2 separate regions of the Homo sapiens genome follow, and region 2 is linked to region 1. A link is a contact called in ENCODE Hi-C or POLR2A ChIA-PET data. All regions are on one chromosome and are shown on one strand. Each heading gives the region's core, a stretch centred on a gene start or an enhancer-like site at or near the end of the contact. The rest is flanking DNA. Distances are from core to core; before and after follow the strand shown. Region 1 holds the start of ABHD6 (abhydrolase domain containing 6, acylglycerol lipase). Region 2 overlaps FLNB (filamin B).

Region 1 (6,884 bases), core at 1,259-3,758:
CGGCTGAAGGTAGTAAGTGCGCATTAAATAATGGCATCCTTCAGCTCTGATAGCTGTGCTGCTGCATCCAGGAGACATGTACAGGCTTCATGGCAGAGTGAATCCTGGAGTGTTCTGCTGCAACTGCTGGCAGAGGAAAGGTTTCAAAACTCTTTCTTAATGCTAGGGTGAGACCTGTCCACTGATAAGGAGTTTCTATTTGGGATGACTAAAGGTGCCATCTGGAAAGTACCAGGCCCCTGGGACTGCTCCCTGGTCTCCCACCTAGGTGGGATTCCTCAGTGACAGCACTCAGGGGTATCACCGGCTCAGGGAGGGGCCGGAGGTGAGTTCCCTTATCTCCTCTTGCCTCCTTCACTGTAAAACTGGAGCTAATAAGGTTTCTCTCCTGTCAGCCATCCAGTGGAGATAAGTCACCCAGAATGTGACTCCCACATGGGGCTCAAAAAGGTGTTTCTAAATATAAAACTCTGAGGGAAAAAAACCCTCGGGATATAGAAATTCCAGGCCCTTGGAGACGCCCAGGGTCACAGGCTGTGAGTTAAATAAAAAACCCACCAAACTGATGAACTACCCATTTTTAAGGTTTTGGAGAGGGAAAATTAAAAGACTAAGGAGCAATTGTTTTAAACTTTATACCAGGTGTATTGATGGCTTCTAGGCTGGGGCCTTCCAGGAAGTCATTCATCAATTTCATTGTCTATTTATTCACCCCCTGGACTCCTGTTTTGGTGAATGTTCCTGAGTCCAAGATGCTAATCCAATAGGTGGCCAGTAGTGACTGAAGGACATTTAATCCCCACATTTTGTGCTATCTCTGTGGACCTGCTCTGGGGATGTTGGTGGACTGCTGGCTTGGAAAGGTTCTGCTTCAGCCGTAAGGAGAGATAAAGCCAGAGAGGTGGGACTGAGCAACCCGCTGTTTGGTGAATAAATTGCCACTGAAACTCGGGGGCCATTCCCTGAAGTGAATCACATGCAGCCATTGAAGTCTAAGTGATAAGGCAGCCAACAATTTAAAGGAAAATGCTCCAGCCCAAGCCAGGGGGACTGTCCCAAACTCCGGATGAATTCCAGCTGCCCTGCAGAGCAGGGTTTACAGGCATGGGGATCACTAGTGGCTTCAGAGATGCCCCTTTGCCACTTCTCCGGGACTTCTTGACTGTGTCCTATTCTTAAAACCCAGGACCTGCACCACTCAGCCAGGCTCCACCAGCGTGGAGGCCTTGGCAGGCTGAGGCCCAAAGGCTGCCTTTGTGGGGGATTTAAACGGCCAAGAGAGTCTTGCTGAGCCCTGGCCCCTTGACGTCTGGAGTGGCAGGCCAAGCACTCAGTGCAGCAGGAAGATCTGGGTGCCACTAAGGCCCCTAACAGGTGTAGTAAATATCTGTTAAATGAACGAATACATGTTTTGATGAAAGAAGCCCACAGTGCAGTGTGAGCCCAAAGGGGTCTTACTGAAGGCTTCCTGGAGGAAGTGGCAGCTAAACTGAGACATGGAAAACACGGAAGAGTAGCCAGGCCAAGCTGGGGTTTAACTGTCCCTAAAAGAAAGAAACGACCATAGCAGGGGTTTAACCAGAGGTGGCCGAAGGCCTTTCCAGGTGCCCATTTCTCCCGTATAGCTTTGGAGTCAGACGATCCTCGGTTGGAATTCCCAGTTCAGTCCTTACAGTCTGACGTCCCGCACAACCCGACGCCGGCAACTGTCTCCAAACACCCGAGAGCCAGGGCGGGAGCATGAGCGCCTACGGTGTTCCTTGGGGTGGAGCCCTCGCAGTGTCCAGAGGATTTGGGGGCTCCTGCGCCCCCATTTCTCCCATTTCCTGGACTATCCAGGGCAAGCCCCTCACCTCCCTGAGCCTCGGTGTCTTCTGAGAAAAGAAGTCGACCCCAGTGCCTACCTCATAGGATTACGTGAGACAACCGATGTCAAGCAGTGTTGCTTTGCTGCCTGAGAACCCCTGCCTGTCCCTTTCTCTCTGATGCCCTTCGGGGCAGAGATCCAGAGATCCTGCCTGAGTCACTTTGGCGGGTTTAATGCCCAGCCGCGCCAGGCACACAGTAGGTGCTCAGTAAGTGAAACAGTGCCGGGAAGAATTCGGGCCGGGGATGTGGAACTGTGTGTGGCTCTGCGGGCTCAGAGGCCCTCCCCGCGCCCCGCCACCGTGTGCGTTCCGGGGCGGGGCGGGGCGGGGGCGGGGGCGGGGGCGGGGGCGGGACCGGGCGCTCGGGCTCCGCCCCCGGTACCTCTGTAGGCGATCCTGCTCTCGCCGTGGCTTTCGGGTGCTAGGAGACAGTTGCCGGCGTTGGGTTGTGCGAGACGCTAACTGTACCCTCCGGGTTTAACGCTGTGAGGCAGCGCGCGGAGGAACTGGGGATAAGCGCCCCGGAGCCCCCAAACAGAGCGCGGCCGCTGGGGGACAGCGCGCGGCGCCGGGTCGGGGCGGGGCGGCTTTTCTGTCGGAGGACGCGAACCGGCACGCTGCGCCTTTAAGGAGTCCAGCTGGGCTGGGCGCCGGAGCTGGGAGCGGCGCGGGTAGGAGCCCGGCGGCAGGTCCCAGCCCGGGGCTAGAGACCGAGGGCCGGGGTCCGGGCCCGGCGGCGGGACCCAGGCGGTTGAGGCTGGTCAGGTGAGCGGAGGCGGGCGGGCGGGCGGTGGTGCGCTCCTAGGGGGATGGGGCGCCCTGATGGCCCCGTGACCTCTCCCCCAGTGTCTCCCTGCAGCGGCGCATCGAGTGGAAAGAGTCGGCGATCTGCACTTGCCTTTCCACTCCGCTCCCCGCGCGGGCGCTGCCCCCACCTCCCGCTGCCTGGATAGGTTTGAGATGCCCGAAACCCGGCGCCCCATTTCCTGGGTCCAGCCAGCCTCTTGAAGCCGGGGGACAGAGTGAGGACGGGTCGGGACCTGCACCCTCTTTCTACTTCGCCTCCCCACCCCCTGCGCCCGCAGCAGCCCTTAGGCGCCCCTCGCAGTGCCGAGAGGATTTTGGGGTCCTGCAGCCCTGTTTCCCCCATTTCCTGGAGAAGGACTGCAGCTCGCCCACCCAGATAGCATCTTGCTCCGTGTCACGCGCCGCCTCCGCGCCGTCCCCAAGATCTCGCTCCGCTACTCCCCTCCCCCAGCAGCCTTTCAGCTTCCCTTTCCCCAGCCTGCCCCGGCTCCCGTGCCCTTGCGCCCCTTCCGTGTCGAAACACTTGAATCAGGATGCTGTCCAGCCAGGTACCCGCCGGCAACTTGCGGTCCCCCGCCTACAGCGACACAGGTTTCACGGCTGCCTTAGAAATGCGGATTGTGTAACGCCGGCTGCAGGGCAGTGCACGTGCAGGGTTTGCGCCCCTGAGCCCACAGCGAGGCCAGGTGACAGAGTGAGGCATGGGGGAGTGGGGGAAGAGGAGGATGCCAGAGGGTCTAGATACTGTGCATGCAGAGAATATGTATTTTGAGCCCTTTGTATGCCCCAGGAGCTGGGTGGTTAGGAAGAGGAAATAAAGTGGGGGTCTTACTCCAGCTGGGACCTGGAGGCCCTCATTTATCTCGCCGCCCCCCTCCCCGCTGCTCCCGCCTGCTCAGAAATCCCTAGTGGCTCCACCTGGCTAAGAGTTTAAAGTAGTTTATAATGAATAATAGCTGACATAGAATAAGCAAATCTTGTGTGCCAGGCCCTGTCCTAAGCCCCTTAAAAGAATTACCTGCCATACTTTCCCCAACAGCCCCTTGAGGTAGGTACCACCGCTGTGCCCATTCCTGAGAGCAGGAATATGAGGCTTCCAGAGGTGGTACCTTCCCAAGACACGAAGTGAGTCTGGCCTCAGAACCACCCCCTTCCCCCAACCGCCCCCCCAACCCGACCTCGAACCACTAGACTTTTTACCCAATTTCAACAAATTCTTATCAAGAACATTGTTATAATATAGGAAATTAGAAATAACAGAAATTAATCACCTGTGTTTCTAGCACTAATTTGTTTTTCTCAGACCAGCAAGGGCCTCTCAGCTTCTGGTAATAGTACCCACTTTAAAGGGTAGTGGCAATATTTAGATAAAATAATGCACAGGGCCCAGCATGTTTTAAGCACTCAGAAAGCAGCAGCTGTTATTATGAAGAGTGGTAGTTGACCACTACCTTGAATTACTGGAAAAAAATAATTAATAAATGGCTCACACTGACTCTACAGAAATTAACCATTTTGTGTGCTCAGAAAGGCCTATGAGACTTTCTCTATTTTCATCTTTTTATTATTTTTATTATTTTGCCTTTTCGACACATTCTGTGGCTTTCGTCAACTCCAAATTATCCATTGTCTTTGTAGTTAGAGACAGAAGTGCCCTTCTGGTTTTTTTAGCTTTTAAAATGTGTGACCTTTGATTCTGTGAGCATCTGCAAACCTAGAGTAAAAGATGGGAATGCAGTTTGTGCAACTGGGAAGTAATTCTGAAACTTGATATGAGAAAAAAATTGTCCTTAGAGGTGATCCTGGTTTGCAGTATGCGTTGGGTGAGGTCTATCCTGGGGGCGAGAAGTTAGACTCAAAGATTATCTTTGGGTTTGGAGGGAAGAAAGGCAAGCATGAATGTTTTGTCTCGGTGTGGTGGGCTCACACCTCAAAGTGGCCAGCACTTTGAGAGGCCAAGGCAAGAGGATCACCTGAACCCAGGAGTTCAAGACTAGCCTGGGCAACATGGTGAAACCCCATCTCTACCAAAAAAAAAAAAAAATTAGCTGGGAGTGGTGTTGCGTACCTGTAGTCCCGGCTACTTGGGAGGCTGGGGTGGGAGGATTGCTTGAGCCTGGGAGGTCAAGGCTGCAGTGAGCTGAGATTGCTCCACTGCACTCCAGCCTAGGTGAAAAAGTAAGACCCAGTCTCAAAAAATAAAATAAATAAATAAAGAATGAGTGTTTATCCTAGTAGGCTAGCTAAGATTGGAAATCAGCTTCACTATGTCATATTCTTTAAAAAAATTTTTTTTTTTAGAGATGAAGTCTCACTGTGTTTCCTACTCAGGCTGACCTGGAACTCTTGGGCTCAAGTGATTCTCCCACCTCAGCCTCCCAAGTAGCTAGAACTACAGGTGTGCACCACCACACCTGGCATGCTATGTCATACTTTTTATGAAACTCCTGGTTATTTTGGTGATTAGATCAATTATTACCGTGATGAGTGTTCAAAAGAAAAGAGGCAAGACATCCCCATCAAAGCTAAATATTTGGAAGATGCCAGGAAGCTAGTTCTGCAAGTTGAAAAAAAATTCTTTAAAAATTTCTCCTATTTGAGTCTTAAAAAAATTTTTTTTTTAAGGGACAGGGTCTCACTCTGTTACCCATGCTGGAGTGCAGTGGAGCAATCTTAGCTCACTGTAACTTTGAACTCCTGGGCTCAAGCAATCCTGCTACCTCAGCCTCCTAAGTAACTGGGGCTACAGGTGTGCACCACCAAACCTGGGTAATTTTTTTTTTTTTTTTTGAGACGGAGTCTTGCTCTGTCGCCCAGGCTGGAGTGCAGTAGCGCGATCTCGGCTCACCGCAACCTCCGCCTCCCGGGTTCAAGCAATTCTCCTGCCTCAGCCTCCAGAGTAGCTGGGATTACAGGCATGCACAAGCACGCCTGGCTAATTTTGTATTTTTAGTAGAGACGGGGTTTCTCCATGTTGGTCAGGCTGGTCTCGAACTCCCGACCTCAGGTGATCTGCCCGCCTCTACCTCCCAAAGTGCTGGGATTGCAGATGTGAGCCACCGCGCCCGGCCAAACCTGGATAATTTTGAAATTTTGTTGTTGTTGTTGGTTGTCACAACTTGTAGGTAACATCAAGTGGGTAGAGGCCAGGGATGCTGCTAAACGTCCTACGATGCACAGGACGGTGCCACAACAAAGAATTATATGGCCTCCAGTGTCACTTGTGCCACAGTTGAGAAACTGAAACTGGATATGATTTTCACAACATTAAAGTCCTTTCTGACCTTGCATGTAGTTGCCTCTTCCAAGAAGATCAAAGTATTCTCCTAAACCGGACCCTCAGAAACCCTCTGGATCCTATTTGACGCTTCCCAATCCTAGAGGCCACTTGGGGTGTTGCTGCCTGTGGCTGGATGGGTTTGGGGTCTGTCATGAGCTTCTGTGCGGCTCTCTGGTGCTGTACCAAGGAAACTGCTGATTCAGGGGAGCAGGACAGCACTCAGGAGGTGTGGGCAGAGGTTCTTACACTGCTGCAGGTTGGGATCCTCTTCTTTTTAAGTAATATATTAACAGCAGCCTTTGCTCTTAGGCATTTTTCCAGAAGCTGTGGCTGTTTGGCTGTTGGCATTGGGTGTTTGCCTTGTGATATACCCAGAAAAGGATTCATACGTTACATATGATGAAGTCTGGGGATGGGACTGGATTCTGAGAGTATAAAGATGGCAATGCAGACCCTGCCCAGAGACTACTCAGGCATCTCAATAGGCCTGAGCAGTGGCCATGCAGGGTGGTGGAGGTATGGCAGGGCTGCCTAACTCTGCCTGTGAAGTCAGGCAAGATCCCAGCAGTGCAGAGTGAATGCTTAGTATCTGCCTGTCACTGCTTTGAACAGTTTCCTTGCATCATCCCATTTCATCCCCACACTGAGGTAGAATTCTAAGAGGTTAGGTCACTTGCTACAGTCACATGGCAAGCATGTGACCAGAGCAGAGTCACAGTGGTCAATGGCAGAGCAGAGATTTGAACCCAGGTTGTTGAGCTGCAAAACTGAACTGTCAGGAGCATTTACAGAGAGCGGCAGTGCTTTAATAGCTAAGACTTTTAGGATGGGCTGGAGCTCGCCAGGCGAGAGGGAGAATAGGCGTGCCGGGGAGAGAGGAGCAGGTGTGTCAAAGTCCCGGAGGTGTGGGAGAGCACGGCATGTCTGGG
Region 2 (6,507 bases), core at 2,353-4,852, 120 kb before region 1:
CATTCCTTTTCGAGGCTGCATTCCACTGTATGTATATATGTTTTGCTTCTCTCTTCGTCTGTTTTTTGTTTGTTTTTTCTTGAGACTCGCTCTGTTCCTCAAGCTGGAGTGGCACTGTCTCGGCTCACTGCAACCTCTGTCTCCTGGGTTCAAGTGATTGTCCTGCCTCAGCCTACCGAGTAGCTGGAAGTACAGGCACGTGCCACCATGCCCAGCTAATTTTTGTATTTTTAGTATAGATGTTTCACCATGTTGGCCAAGGTTTCACCATGGGGTTTCACCATGTTGGCCAGGCCGGTCTTGAATTCCTGATCTCAGGTGATCTGCCCACCTCAGCCTCCGAAAGTGCTGGGATTATAGGCATGAGCCACCGCGCCCGGCCATCTTCATTTGTTGAAGAACATTTGGGTTGCTTCCGTCTTTTGTCTGTTGTGAATAATGCTGGGTGTACAAATATCTCTTTGAGTCTCTGCATTTAATTCTTGTGATTATAAACCCGAAATGGAATTGCTGGATCATATGGAAATCTCTTTTTAATTTTTTGAGAAACTACTATACTGTATTCCACAGTGGCTGCACTACTTTACAGTCCTGCCAACAGCATGCAAGGGTCCTGGTTTCTCCACATCCTTGCTAACATTTGTTTTTTTTCTGTTTTTTTTTTTTGTTGTTGTTGTTGTTGTTGATAGTGACCATCCTGTTGAGTGTAAGATGGTGTCTTATTGTGGTTTTGATTTGCATTTTCCTAATGATTAGTGATGCTGATCATCTTTTCATGTGCTTATTGGTCCTTTGCATATTTTCTTTGGAGAATTATCTACTTGCCCATTTTTATATCAACCTTCTTAATTTTATGTTGAGTTTTAGGAATTCTCCATGTATTCTGGATATTAGTTCCTTATCAGATAAATGATTTGCAAATATATTCTCTCACTCCTTGGTTTGCCTTTTCACGCCGTTAACAGTTCTCGTGTGCAGGTTATAAACGCGGCTTCTTATCTCCAGACTTGCTCTTCCTGTGCTTTAAAATAAAAAATCCAAAACAAAACATTCATTATTAGTAATGATAAAACTAACACTTTTATAGATAGAGCATTCTTTTCTCATCAGGCCACTCAATAGTAAGTAGGTAATTATTTTCCTGCTGATGGTTCTGAGGGTTGGTGGGAGCCTTACTACTGGGTGCACCACGCTGAATCTTCTTTGTTGCCAAATTCTCCATATTCTTTAGGAGAAAGCACCAGAAAGCCATAGCTGTCTGCGTACAATGACTGGGATCACAAGGCCATGACGTCTTCTAAAAACATTTTGTGACTTCTGCTTTATTCTATGTCTATATGCCTTTTAGTGTTTTGGCTGAGCCGTTAGAAAGTAAGTTGCAGATATCAGGACAGGGTCAGGGTTTGACCTGCATCCTTGGAAAGGACTGCAGAACCCAGTACCCCAGACGTCCCCTGCTGCTGGTTGAGGCAGAAGTGGAGATTAGGAGCCTAGGTCCGGTTTTGTCCCCTTTGAAGTAATGCTGGAGTGGGAGGCTCCTTACTTCAGAGTCACCCCAAGGTCACATTCATCCAGTTCTCTGATAGCAGCAGGTTTGAGAACTGCTGCCATGCTGAGTACTCACTTAGGGCTTTGTGTCCGGATGCTCCCAGGATGCATTCAAGGAGCCGGGTGGGCCTTGGTGGCGGTCGTTGCCACCAAGTGGCAACATCCAAGCTGCTTGAAGCCACCCACAACCCCACAACCAAGAGAAGAGAAGACCAAAGTCCTCAGGTAAATCACAAGTGTGAATGACTTGCAGGGTGGCACTGGGGTCCTTCTTGTTGTTTGTTGCTTGGAGCTGGGTTTATTGTTTCATTATTTGGGCAACTTGCAATTCTGCCTATTTTTCTATGGCAAAGAACACATTAAATCTCTCCTTAGATTGAATTTCCTTCCCACCCCCACCCCCAGCACAGAGCCTGGCCCTATAAGTGCTCTGTGTGGATTAATGGCTGTGAGTGAGCGAATAAATGACATGGCGCCTGGATTCACAAGCGGAGATGGCCTAAGAACGTTGTAATCTGGTAGAGGAGTGATGCCAACACCTCCTCATTCTCCTTTGAACTCTGTTTTCTGAAGAGCAGCTAAAAGCTCAAGACTGGGCTAAGGAAGTGTGCCCTTGGATGTGGTTAAGAGACCTGGGTCAGCCCAGAAAGCCACCCCCTGACACGGGGGAGGGAGCATACTTTGAGGGCTGACACCCACAGGCACACCTTCTCATGGTAGTTTTAGGGTATAACAGGCTGGAAATCCCCAGAAAGGTGGCTGCTTGGGCATGGGTGTGTCCTGGCCTGGTGTGGGCGCTTCCCCCTCAGAACACAGGCTGTGCCACGTGGGGAGCCGAGGTCCTGCCTGAGTAACCCAGGTCCCTGATTGCTGGTTTTGCTCCCTGACACCTGCAGGCCTGCCACTCCACCTCGCAAAGTCCCTGAGTGACAGCTTGCAGGTGCTTGCCTGCCTGGGGTGGATGAGTGATGTGGATGGCTGTAGGATCCTGTGAGTCCCTTGAGGATGCAAAAGTAGAGCGCGTTTTGCCTTAGAGGAATGGACTTGTTGGCTTGGGGCTTGAGGACCCTCCCAGAGGTCAAAGACTCGGTTTTATAGAAGGGAAGTGATTTCCCTGAGGACTTTGGTCTTCTCTTCTCTTGGTTGTGGGTGGCTTCAAGCAGCTTAAATTTCTCACCGCACGTTCCCCTGCGCAGAGCAGTTTGAGAAGCTGGTGGCAATGTCTCCATTACGTGCTGTGCTGGGAGCCACTAGGATTGGGGACCACTCCATGTAGTACTCTGGCACCTTTAGAAATCCCTGTGAGCTCACAGACCCTCACAGAGTAACAGCTTCTACCTTGAAATGTTCTTAACGTGGTGGTCCTGGCTGCTCCTGGAGGGCCCTAAAAGGGATGGTGCTGAGGGTGGCTCTCTCAGTCCCATCCTCTTCTGAGCTGTCTGGTCAGTGTCTTGTGTATGTATATTTTGAAGAATAAGATTCAGGTTTCAGAAGCATGTAGAGGAGAGTGAAACTGTCTTGCAGCCTGCGAAGTCGTGGCGAAATGCACTGGCCATCACTACCCAGACATCCCTCACTTCATAGCCCTGTTGGGGAATAAACACAGTCCATTCCTTAGTTGGGGCCTCAGGGGACACTTTAAAATGCTGTAGGCATTGTAGGTGTAAATCTCCGAGATTTTTTCCCTCCCCCTTCTTAGGTTATTTAAGGTACAGTTCATTTTCTATCTGAGTTTTTGTTTTGTTTTTGACTGGTAACAAGAGCATACTTTCTTTTATGGGATGGGTGGGCTTAACTGGAAGAGGGTTTTTCCCTCTCTTTTTTAGCACTTCAGAGAAGAGGCCAGAAAACTTTATGCGGGTGAGGGAGGAGGTATCCCCAAGACCTCTGGTTAGCCTGAGGTCTGCTTAGTGAGCCCCTGAATTGTTAGGGGCTGTGGGGAAACGGAAGCTCGGGAAGAGTTGGCACGTTGGGAATGCCACGTTGGCTGAAGTAGCGAGTCAGTCCTGCCTTAAACAGTACAAAAAGGAGACCTTTCCTGCCCCTTGGCTGGCTCCCAGCTCTGTTGAATTTGACCTGTACACATTTTACCAGGAAATGTTGTTCACATGAGGCAGGGGGCCAATTGGTTTTGTGTGCAGTGCTTAAAAATGCTGGAAAATTAATCCTCTCTTCATTGATGCAACCAGTTTTTTTTTTTTTTTCTTGGCCTTTACCCCCTTCCTTATTACAAAAGGAATGTGACAAAATATACATAGGCCAAATGCTACACCCTTTTAACACTTGATCAGCAACAGCTTTCAGCAGGGCCTGCATTCCAGCAAGGCTGCTGGATTCTTGGGGGGAACTCGTCTCTCCCTCACACTTTCCTGTTACATTATGCCTGGCCGATTGTGGTGAAGGGGATCTTGATCTACTGAGACAGCCATGAGATTTCTTGGAGCCTCGATTTGGAGGGAGGGAACTTGGCCAACCATGGAGAGAAGAAGCCGGCTGTGTGCCAGCCTGGAACCGGCGAGAGGAGAGAAATGGCGCACACATGGCTATCGCGTGCCACCCGGCCACCCGTGAGGGTGCCTGCCAATCCTGCAAGCACCATCTGCCTTCACACTTGCAATTTTATTTTCTTTCACATGGAAATGGAAGTTCAGATATTGTGCGATGGTCTTAGCACAGGTCTAGGTGAACTCTTGCAAATCCCTGTTGCAGCCTGGGGGCCTCAAACTGATTCCTAGGACAGAAATGGTTCTGTTTGGTGAGTGGCCCCAGGCCCAGCTGCACTGGCTGGCACTGGGTATGATGATGGGGAGGTGGTGTGGCAGAGCAGCTAGGACACAGATTTGGGGGCCATGGGTATGAGGCCCAGCTCGCACCCTTACCAAGGTGTGTGACTTGGGGCACGTTCCTTTACCAGTCTGAGCCACAGTTTCCTCTCCTGAAAAAATGAGATGACAGTAGGAACTACCCCTTAGGACTGTTTTGATCTTGAATTGAGGAAATGCATAAAAGCACATAGCATGGTGCTTGGTGTGTAGAAAATGCTCATTAAGTTGCTTCTGTTATTATTAGCTGCTCTTATTTGATCTAATTTTTCTGTTATTCTTGCCTTGTGGTCAAAAGCTAGAAGAAATAGATCTAAGATACTTTCTACATTGATTGGAATCAAGTCTCCCCTGTCCGTGAGAAGAATGAGGGATCTTGAGGGGATTTTAAATGCCAAGTTAGCTTTTTGGTACCCAAAGGTAAACTGAGTTTTCTCTCTTGTTCCAGGGCAACATGCAGGTTCTGGTGACTTACGGTGGCGATCCCATCCCTAAAAGCCCTTTCACTGTGGGTGTTGCTGCACCGCTGGATCTGAGCAAGATAAAACTCAATGGGCTGGAAAACAGTAAGTGCCTGAATGGAGAGCAGATGGGTTGTTGATGACCCCCCAACGTGGCTGCTGGTTAGATTTTCTTCAAAAGGTGAAATTTGCAGAGAAGCAAATTCTATGTTAAGAGACTTTGCAGTTGCACAGACTTTGGTTCGAATTAAGGCCGTGGTGTGAAGTAACTGTGACTGTGTCTGCCCCTTAGCCACACCGAGACTCAGCTTTCTCATTTGTACAGTGGGGGGTGGTCGGCGGGGAGAGGTTGAGAACACCCATGGGAATATTTTGAAAATTATATGAGCTAATGGTTCAGAGGCTGGCACGTAGTCAGCCCCCTGGCATTGCAGTAGGAAGTTTTCATTAAAAAGAGAATTTGGGCTATGTTGCTTTCTGATGAGTTTCTAACTGTGCCAGCTATCCTTGGCAACTGAATCCGCACTAAGGTTGCGAGTCAAGCATAAATGCCAAATCCCTGGCACTCAGAAGTCACTACCACCACACCTCTGCCCCATCCCAATGTTCCTTTAGCTTGTTAGGGATTTTACTAGTATAAGCTCATTTCGCTTATTTTCAATTTTCTGATTATTTTTTAGTAGGGAAAATTTCAAACAGAAAAGGAAAGAGAATAGTATAACATGAACACTGATGTACTTATCACTCAGCTTCAGATGTGCAACACATGCTCATAAAATGATTTTTTTATACAAGTAAAAATATATCCATTTTTCATCTAAAAAACATTACAGTTAAGGGATAATTCCACTTTAACCCTCACCTCTCCTTCTCCCTAGGGTTAACCAAAGTTTTCAATTCAGTTTCTGTTCTTCCAGATCTTCTCTCTGCATCTATACATATAGATGTGCCTGTGGAACACATTTGGCTGTATTTATTTTGCATTAAAGTTGCCCTGCTGTATAAACCTACTTCTTCGGCCTGCCTTCCAACAGTGCATCTCGGGAATCATTCACTCCTACATCTTTTCCGTCTGTGTTTACTGCTGAGTGGCTCCAGACTGGATGTACCTCAGGGCTCACATTCACCTGGTTTCAGGCTTACTGAGGCAGGGCTGAGTGCATACCCCCAGGACGGGGCCTCCTGTATTCACCTGTGAGGGTTTCTCCAGAGTACCACTAGCAGTGCCATTAGTGAGCATCTTCCTTCACTCGTGACCCAAGTGCACAAGTTGCAAGCAAGGCCAGCTCCCAGTTGCAGAGATCCAAAGTGAGAGCTCACTGTTGGCTTTTGTGGCTGGAGCAGCCAGCTCTGAGTGTGTAAACGTCCACTGCCCAACCCTGTCATGTGTCCCCTTGTCACTCCTTTCCCCAAGACACTGAGAGCTTTGACTCCAGAACAGGAAAAGCAGGGTGCCAATTAGGAAAGCCTCTTTTCCGGTGGGAAGTAGCGATCCGGGACCTCCTTGCCTGTGGTTCGGCAGTGTCCATCTTGCCAGGCCCTATGTTCCTTCAGAGTCAAGGTTCTCTGGGTTGTGGCAGGGGCCCTGTGTTCCCAGTGCTTTTGTTTTGGGTAAAGTCCTTTCCCTGTTCTTGTCTAATCTAACACTTGGGCTTCCTGCAGCCCTGCTTTGCAGA

What was found. Hi-C counts contacts between places; a loop is a spot of excess contacts on that map. ChIA-PET counts read pairs that join two places held with the same protein, here RNA polymerase II (POLR2A). Pooled maps may share reads with other maps.
Region 2: a map of B cell shows a loop between it and region 1 (10-fold over the local background). The contact joins the enhancer-like site here to the promoter of ABHD6 in region 1. A Hi-C loop is called at or near these places in 2 of 168 maps with a recorded cell type or tissue (B cell and CD8-positive, alpha-beta T cell) and 5 of 50 pooled maps. POLR2A ChIA-PET finds 5 or more read pairs at or near these places in 1 of 52 experiments (CD8-positive, alpha-beta memory T cell).

What each region holds. Positions count from the first base shown.
Region 1 is chr3:58,235,284-58,242,167 of GRCh38, forward strand. ABHD6 (abhydrolase domain containing 6, acylglycerol lipase) reads left to right here and starts at 2,509. Exons shown (of 10, transcript NM_001320126.2): 1 at 2,509-2,633. RefSeq lists an enhancer at 1,920-2,859 and silencers at 2,081-2,250, 2,261-2,750.
Region 2 is chr3:58,114,054-58,120,560 of GRCh38, forward strand. FLNB (filamin B) reads left to right here. Exons shown (of 46, transcript NM_001457.4): 19 at 4,819-4,936. Among named protein-coding and RNA genes, the nearest start is that of FLNB-AS1, 53 kb to the right of the region's middle. RefSeq lists a silencer at 2,290-2,439. Within about 2 kb of position 3,603, at least 23 of the 41 ENCODE cell types and tissues checked have a DNase peak (open chromatin) inside an H3K27ac peak, as active enhancers do; they include B cell and CD8-positive, alpha-beta T cell, where a contact is called at or near this core.